Regions from separate parts of the Mus musculus genome. Here all the other regions are linked to region 2. Evidence: chromatin contacts called from ENCODE POLR2A ChIA-PET data. All regions are on one chromosome and are shown on one strand. Each heading gives the region's core, a stretch centred on a gene start or an enhancer-like site at or near the end of the contact. The rest is flanking DNA. Distances are from core to core; before and after follow the strand shown. Region 1 holds the start of Tfcp2l1 (transcription factor CP2-like 1). Region 2 holds the start of 2900060B14Rik (RIKEN cDNA 2900060B14 gene). Region 3 overlaps Tfcp2l1 (transcription factor CP2-like 1).

Region 1 (2,700 bases), core at 47-2,546, 170 kb before region 2:
TCATTTTTAAGATAGGATGAGATTAAATACCTAATGGCTACTCACAACAATCCAAAAGAAACCACAGGTAACCCTATAGAGTGTAATACAGTTAGCATATATTTATTCTATAGCAATTTTAACTGTGGGCTCAACACCACCACCGGGATCTGCAGTCTCATGTCCCTAGTTTGATTACCATTTTCAATGGTTTGGAGTTATTTTTTAAAAGAAAAAAAAAAAAAAACTGAAGATACACCAGTGAAACCTGGCCAACCCTCGGCTTTCTAAGAAGGGGCATGTCTTCCTAGAGGAGTTCTGAACATACATGAATCAGAAGCCAGGAAGTACAAATAACAAAGAAATCCAAAAGAGGAGACTTGGGGGGGGGGTCCAAAGAAGCACTTAAGGGTCTGTAGTTAGGGCTGACAGCCCCTGGGATGTCTTCTTGAGCCCACATCAAACACACTTTGGGTTAAGTACGGCACATATAATAAACTGTGACTAGGATGGAAATAAAGACAGGTTGAAGCTGGTTCTGGCGAGTTCAGAAAAAGAAATGCCTGCCTATTAGCCCTGCAGCCAGCTGCACCATAGCGAGGGGGATAAAAAAATCAAAGAATCCCGGAGTCACCAAAGCAATTTGGGGAGGTGAGGAAGTTCTATTTCCTAAAAGAGGGAGTTCAGAGAACTTTGCAAAATCCCGCGGGACCCTCTTCCCTTAAAGTGCGCTAGCGAAATCCCCACAGAAGAGGAGATTTCTAGGGGCCATACCAAGTTGACCCCGAGCAAGGGCAGCCACCCCCTGAAGCCCGAGCCCTCAGGGCTGCAGCGCAGACCTGCTCCCGCTATCCACCTGTGGGCCCAAGGGCCGAGAAGAGCAAAGAGCGGGCGGGGCCTGGCTTCCCGGGACACTCCAGCTCCTGATAGATGAGGCAAGTTTATTTCTCCTATTGGAGTGGGGAAGGGAGAGGAAAGGCGACGAAACCCGGCTGGGGACACAGCGAGTGGCAAGGAAACCTCGAAGAAGCAGCCCGCGGGCATCAGTGCGCCTCTTCCCCGACCATTCCCTAGGGGCCTCCCGGAGGGCCCTTCTCTGGAGGCCTGAGGTTAGTCAGCGCTCGGACCCCGATCGTAGGCAGGTGTTGCCACGTCTTACCGCAAGTAGCTGCCAGAGTTGTGCTGGTTGTAGTGTTCGGGCTGCGTGTGCCAGAACAGCATGGCTGAGGCTTCCGCAGCACCGGCCGGGGCGTGGCACCGAGCTGGACGCGGCAACCCTGGCCGCCGTCCACCTTTAAGCAGCACCCACTCGAACCTGAGTGGGCTGCGGCCGGCGCCTTTTATAGGCCGTCAGGTGGGCGTGGCATTAGGGGCGTGGTTATTGCAGGGCCGTCCCTACGGCTAGCACGGCCGGAGGGAGGCGCTGAGCCGCACCTGCCGGAGCTGTGCCTTTCTGGGAGCTGGCACTTGCTTAGCTACTGACCCTGGGGACACAGCCACTCTCGCTGTGGCCTACTGGCCTCTGAGCTTCCACGCTGAGCCCAAGGCAGTTGCTCAGGGCGAGATTGTGGCCAGGAGCACCTAAGCACTCCCCTTAACGTTTTTGTTTTTCCTCGCTCTGAACACTGACCTTATACCCTTTTTTCTCTGTTGCTTTTACTTGTCTTTAACTCCATGACTAGCTCACTGAGCATATCATACATGAAGTCACCTAGCATACACAAAGCTCTAAGCCCAGGTGTGGTACAACAGGTCTCTAATCCCTGCACTGGTAGAGGCAGGAAGATCCAAAATTCAAGGTCATCTTCTGCTGCACAGTATATAAAATAAAATAATAAAAATAAACTTAAAAGAGATGCCTGGGCCTCTTACTCAGAGCCCAGAATCAGTCCTTAGTCTGAGTCCAGATGAGCCTAGGAAGCATCAGAAAAGAAAGTTTCAGACAGGTTTGTGACAGTCCTTCTTTGACAAACTGGGCTCGTGTGACATGCAGAAGAGTTTAGGAGATGGGATGAAGTGTCCAGGTGTCAGAAACACGGGAGGCAACGGGAGGTAAGATTCTCTTTCCACTTCCTTTAATAGGGTTGTTTTTAAGTCTCTGTGTGTGGGTGGGTGGGTGGGTGGGTGTGTGTGGGAAGGACACTGTGCCTTAGTGTGTGTGCAGTGTAAACAGCTTGCAGGAGTCATTTCTTTTTCTTCTACAATGGGAGTCTGGCTATGCAACTCAGCAAGGACCTGTGCTGTGCTGCTGTGCCTGCCACCTTTCTGCTCCTTTAAGATTTTGGATGTTCTTTATAATTGGCTTTTGGAAAGTCGAGTCTGCCTGAATGTGAACAGTAGTAGGCCATGGGTAGATGGGCAAGCAGAAAGGTACACAGTTCCTAGAGGTGAACCCACAGGGTGATGTCTCAGGACCTCATTAGGCATACGTTCTGCTTAATTGAATGAGTCTATAAAGACTTCCTGGGCCTGCAAGCATAGGCACACAAGTCCCCCTTCCTTTGCTGGCTCTGCACTGTCTCCAGCCACAGGTTGCTGCTCTGTGAGAAACCCTTGGGATACTCCCTGTCTGCCTCTCCAGGGACCACCTCTGCTGCTCTTGATGCTCCTAGAGGTCACATGTGTCAGGGGTTGGGCAACATTCCTGTAGCTATCACACCCAACTCTGTGGATGTGTGACAATGCAAAGGCCATTTTAGTCCTAGAGCTCTCATGGGAGAA
Region 2 (2,700 bases), core at 94-2,593:
GGTACATTTTACTTATAGCATACAAAAGACACACAGCACACCCACACACTGAAGCATGGGCCAGCCCACCCATGTCTATTCCAACCCCGTTAGGCCTCTGGTGAGAATCCATGAGTCCTGAGCTAATGTAGGGGGGAAATGGAAAATGGTTCAAACATCAGATTCCTAACAGTAAGTTTCAGGATCCCACCATCCTTCTCAGTGAGCGCACTGACTGCAAAGCTACAGAAAAAGAAAAGGACAGACAGACACTGGTAATGAACACTAGTGGAGAATTCCAGCTGACACTGTGGCTCAGTGGTTATTGCTTGCTGGCATACAGAGGACATAGATTCTATTCACCCACTGCGCACACAAAAGGGAATCAAGAAAAGAGAATAGAGAAATTTGCTACTGAAACAGTTGTATAAACAGAATTGCTTAGTGTTTACATCGCCACCATGAAACACACTGATTTAGAGACATCTAAACGGTGGAAAAATCCAACTGGCTCCTTTTTTGTAGGACTTTTCAAAGAAAACTGAGTCTCCGAGGAGGTTGAGAGGACAATGCGTACTGGCTGGCATCAAGCTGATGTCTAAACTGGCATAAAAATCCTCAATTGGCAATATTATAATAATTCGGGTTTAGAGGGGAAGGTACCAGTTTAGGGGCGGTGAGGCCACGATGTGGGGTGAGTCCAGGGTGGGACGGAAGGATGAGAGCCTGCTATGCTAGCTAAGGCTCACCTGTGCCGATTTGCGCCTTGAACCGGTCCTGCAGCCTAGTCACCAGTGCCGACAGGATGTCCATGCCCAAGAGAACCACCTGCAACGCAAAGAAGCACAGCGTCAGCGGTGCAGTGGGATGGCGCTGACATAGCTGGTCCCCGCGGGCGCCCAGCGACTGGGAAGACTGAGCTGGCTGGTCAGGAAAGGGTACTCGGCACGGAAAAACCCGCTACCGTTTGGAAGAAAAACTCGCCGAAGCGGAACTCCACTGAAGCAGCACGACCTAGAGGAGCCTACTGCGGCCCCGCCCTCTCCTTGAGTTGCGTATGCAAATTTACCAGGTCGCACCCTCCCCCCAAATTGCTAACTCTAAGCCTCCCTCCGGCCCCGCCCAGAAAGGCGTGTATGCAAATTTTCAGACTTGTGACGCGCGGCCTTCTGGGTAAAGACAAGCAGGCTTCAGAAAGCCCCTTGGGAGTTTCAGAAAAACAGAAAGGGTATTCGACGTGGGAAGCAGCAGTCGAAGAAAATACTGTACACCGGGCAGGTTGGGGTAGGCCTCCTGCGGTGGTCACCGCAACCAAACCCGGACTTAGAGCTTTCTGGCTGCCGGGCGCGCGTGGTTGCAAGCAACCATCCTTTTCTTGGGGTTGCGCTACTGTCCAATGAACGCGTAGTGAGGGCAGTACTGCTAACGCCTGACAACACACCTGCATCGGTTAGAGCTCTGCTTTACCTTGGTGCAATTTTTGGAAAAAACCACAAAACCTCTCTTCCTTACCTAAACATTTAAAGATTAAAGTAGCCGCGTGTGTACTGTTGCCCTCCTCGCAGTTCCTTTATTGTATGCTAGAGGGCAGCCGGACAGTAATTACTGGAGACCAGCTTTCTCACCGCTGCCCTAAGACTGTGATACACTAAGAAGCGCTCCCTTTGGAAAATGTTGTAATACAGATAAAGGGTTCCGTATTTGGGTTTTCATCCAGCTTACAAGTAAATCTATATACTAATTCAAACACCAAGCCAGCACTGGGAGGAATTAGATACTTGAAAGTGTATAATTCTTTTGAGGCGCAGAGTCTATGTAGCCCTTAGCATGTAGCCCCTGCTGGCCTCAAACTTGTAGCTCCCGACTGCTAAAATTAAAGGCATGTACCACTTCCCGGGGCCCTTTTTTCTCCCAACTTTTAAAATAGTTCTATTTATGAGCATTTTCTTTAAAACAAAGCAAAAAAAAAAAAAAAAAAAAAACCAAAAAAACAAAAACAAACAAAGGTCTTACTTTTGAGCCACAGGATTTAAGTTTCCTTAGTTTGGCTTCCTTCCAAAGAGCACAGTAGGAATGGGAGGTAATTTTACAGTACAGAAACCTGACAAACTATTACCTCAGCCAGGTGACCAAGGTCAGCTTAAACAATGCTAAGTCATGCTGGTGATGTAAGCTTGGTATAATATAATGCACACTTCACCTCTGTCACAGTCTCTTTAAAGCCCACAAGCTGTGAGTAATCTCAAGGAAAATATGAGGGAAACTCAAACACCTGCCCAGTGCGTCGCTGTCAGGGCCAAAACCAAGGATACCGAGAAACTGCCACAGTGAAGACAAATTTTTTATAGTTTCTTAATTTGCCTGGGAAAAGGAAAATGACTTTTTCCAGATATTGTTTTGTTTTGTTTTGAAAGAACCAAATAATAAACAAACCAACTTAAGAGCCAAAGAATGGGCTCCATTGAAAGTTCAGTGTACATAGAGCAAGAGAAATTAAACAGGAAAGCTCCAAGTGCAGCCCAAGGAAGCAAAGGGTTAGAGACCCCCAAAGCGCAGGTGCACAGCAGAGACAGATGCTCTGACAGACAGAGCAGTGGTAAAAAGCAACAGCTGACAATCACTATAGGCTACTACAAAGGAAAAGGGAGGGAGGGAGGGAGGGAGAGAGCAAGGGAGGCAGGGAGTGACAGCACAAAGAAATAGGAACTGCACACTGCTGTT
Region 3 (2,700 bases), core at 112-2,611, 190 kb before region 2:
CCTAGCTCTTCCTGGCCTCTGAAGGCACGAGGCACACATGTGATGTACAGACATACAGGCAACCAGAACACACAGACACATAATTCTTAAAAATTAAAACTCAAGTATTTCTCTAGAACCAGACGGCCTCAGCGATGAACAACACAGAAATGGCCGAGGTTAAGGCTCAGGACCTGCGCAGCAAGGAGGAGGAGGAGCTGTTGAAACAACTGAATGATCTGAAGGTGGAATTGCCCCAGCTTCGTGTCGCCAAAGTGACCGTTGATGCTGTGTCTAAGCTCCCCAAGATGTGAGTTGTACACAAGTTCTCACTGCCATTAGTCAGACTCAAAAAGAAAACCTCAGGAAATTCGACAAGGGCAAGAAGCACAAGCCCCTGGACCTGCGACCCAAGAAGACTAGAGCCATGCACCGCTGGCTCACCAAACACAAGGAGAAGCTGCAGACCAAGAAGCAGCAGAAGTTGCAAGACAACCAGGGCTACACAGTGAGACCTTGCCCCAGAATAAATAAACAATCTGTTTCTCAGAGCTTTATTTTAACATGAACAGCTGCTATGAGATGCTTAGTATGGACAGACTTTCCCAATCTGGCGTCAGAAACAAAGAGGAGATATGGCTCTAAAGTCACATGTATATAAATGTGAACCTAATCCCAAAACAAAGCAGCCACAGCAACTCCTGGATGGCTTCACACGCAGCTATCAGAGCCTCAGAGAATGGAGATGCAGCCTAGAACCCCAGTATAGGGAAAGTTGGCAGTTTAAGGCAAGCATAGGTCATGTGGTGAGATTCTGTCTCAAAAAACAAAGCAAAGAGCTGGTGAAATGGTGTAAGGAGAGAAGAGACTCCCGAAAACTGTCATTTAACCGTCAACCCCCCCAACACACACACACACACACACACACACACACACACACACACACACACACAGAGCATTGAACATATTAAACAAAAGAAGCAACCAGTTAGAGAAATGCCTCCACCCTCCTTTTGCACTGAGCTGAATGGGAATCCAGTCCTGTAAACAGGGAATGTTTAACTAGATAGACAGTCTCAGACAATCAGCCCTGAGTCTAACGACTTGCACAGTGAGACGCACAGAGATGACAGACAACAAAGACAGGATGTCAGAGGTAAAGAAAAGATGTGGACACAAGCCAAAGACTGCCTGGAGACACCAGAAAGTTAGTGGCCGACAGCAGCACCTTCCATGGGTGCCCAAGAAACAGCCCAGCACTGTGACTCTTCTCTCCCAGCCTTCAGAGCTGGGAGAACGAGCTGCCGTGGAAACAAGCCTGAGTGAGGACACCGGAACAGGCAGAGCTAGAAAGAAATGGAACCATTTGGACCATGTGGCTGAGCAGCAATCACATGCAGAGCACTCTGCAAACCCTGGGGCCCTGAGAGTCAGTAGAAGGGTCCCAGCCAGCATGTGGACCACAGAGATTACTGACCGGACCCCAGACCGGATATGGCCGTACAGAGTCATTCACCCTTCTCTATTCACCACTGTGTGCATGTAGGTGGGCGTGTCTGTGTGCAGAAGCTCTGTTGTATGGGTGTGTCCAGGAGCGCAGTATATACACATAAATTTGGCAGCCAGAGGACAACCAACAGCTGCCCTTCCTCAAGCACTAGCCAACTGACCTGGGGCTGCCAAGTTTACTAGCCTGGCTGGCCAGAGAGCCCCAGTGATCTGTTTTTACCTCCCTCACCTTAGCTCTGTTTCTGAGCCCCTGAACCAAGAGTCTAGCACTCCTTAGGCCTGGACATTCTAAGGGCCTTCCACACCCTAACTGGTTCTTCCAGTATCCTTGCCTTTGCTGAAGAATATAGATGGTGTTGGCAGAGGCCCAAGTGGTCATTATGTGAGTGTACAGGCACTCCAGGGGGCCAATTAGCACTGGCCCCAGGTTCTACAAGCTGACCTCCACTCAGGCCAAGCAGAGGCAGCTCTTGCCAGATAAAGAATTGTTTCTAAGTCTGCCCCAAGAGACAGCACTGGCATCTCACACTTAACGCCTGGGTTGTGGGCCAGGATCACATGGTGAGCTTCTTCATCTGAATGGGAATCTAATCTATGGAACCTTCCTCTCAAACATACATGCCTAGGACGATCTCCAGCCACCCGGCCTCTCCCATGTCATCCTGTTCCTCTAGATCAGCTGCCCTGCCCATGTGTGCCTCAAGGCTTACACATACTAGGTCCAGACTGACCTCCCTAACCCTCACAGAATCTGCAAATTTCTGAGATTAAATGAGTTTGTTATCATGCCTGGTTTTCCACCATACTTTTTGAGATAAGAGTTCACCAGTCCAGCTAGACTGATAAGCCAGCAAACCCCAGGGACCTAGCAGTCTTTACCTTCTCTGTACTGGGAATACCAGAGCCAGTTCTTTTTTCTTTTAGATTTAATTTAAAATTTTCAAATCTATGGGTGCATGTGTGCATGCCTGCAGAGGCCAATAGAGGGTGTTAGGGCCACTGGAACTGGAGCTATAGGCTGTTGTGTGGCTCTTTTATGGGTGCTGGGTCCTCTGAAAGAGTATCAGTCAGCAAAAGAGGGACAGGATGAAGCAGAATTAATAATTCCTTAGTAGACTAGGAGATGGGAAGGCTAGGTCCACCCTGACAATGGACAGGGCATCTGAAACAGGCTGGCACATGCAGGTGGCATGGGAGAGAACTCTGAAGAAT

The links. ChIA-PET counts read pairs that join two places held with the same protein, here RNA polymerase II (POLR2A).
Region 1: POLR2A ChIA-PET joins it to region 2 with 39 read pairs in embryonic stem cell. The contact joins the promoter of Tfcp2l1 here to the promoter of 2900060B14Rik in region 2. POLR2A ChIA-PET finds 5 or more read pairs at or near these places in 4 of 5 experiments (Patski and embryonic stem cell).
Region 3: POLR2A ChIA-PET joins it to region 2 with 12 read pairs in embryonic stem cell. The contact joins the enhancer-like site here to the promoter of 2900060B14Rik in region 2. POLR2A ChIA-PET finds 5 or more read pairs at or near these places in 4 of 5 experiments (Patski and embryonic stem cell).

The regions. Positions count from the first base shown.
Region 1 is chr1:118,626,541-118,629,240 of GRCm38, reverse strand. Tfcp2l1 (transcription factor CP2-like 1) reads right to left here and starts at 1,296. Exons shown (of 15, transcript NM_023755.2): 1 at 1,139-1,296. The coding sequence starts at 1,200.
Region 2 is chr1:118,457,908-118,460,607 of GRCm38, reverse strand. It overlaps 2900060B14Rik (RIKEN cDNA 2900060B14 gene), which reads left to right and starts at 1,343. Exons shown (of 1, transcript NR_027901.1): 1 at 1,343-1,939. It overlaps Clasp1 (CLIP associating protein 1), which reads right to left. Exons shown (of 43, transcript NM_001359328.1): 3 at 729-807.
Region 3 is chr1:118,649,245-118,651,944 of GRCm38, reverse strand. All of the region lies in intron 2 of Tfcp2l1 (transcription factor CP2-like 1), which reads right to left. Among named protein-coding and RNA genes, the nearest start is that of Tfcp2l1, 23 kb to the right of the region's middle. Within about 2 kb of position 1,361, at least 1 of the 3 ENCODE cell types and tissues checked has a DNase peak (open chromatin) inside an H3K27ac peak, as active enhancers do.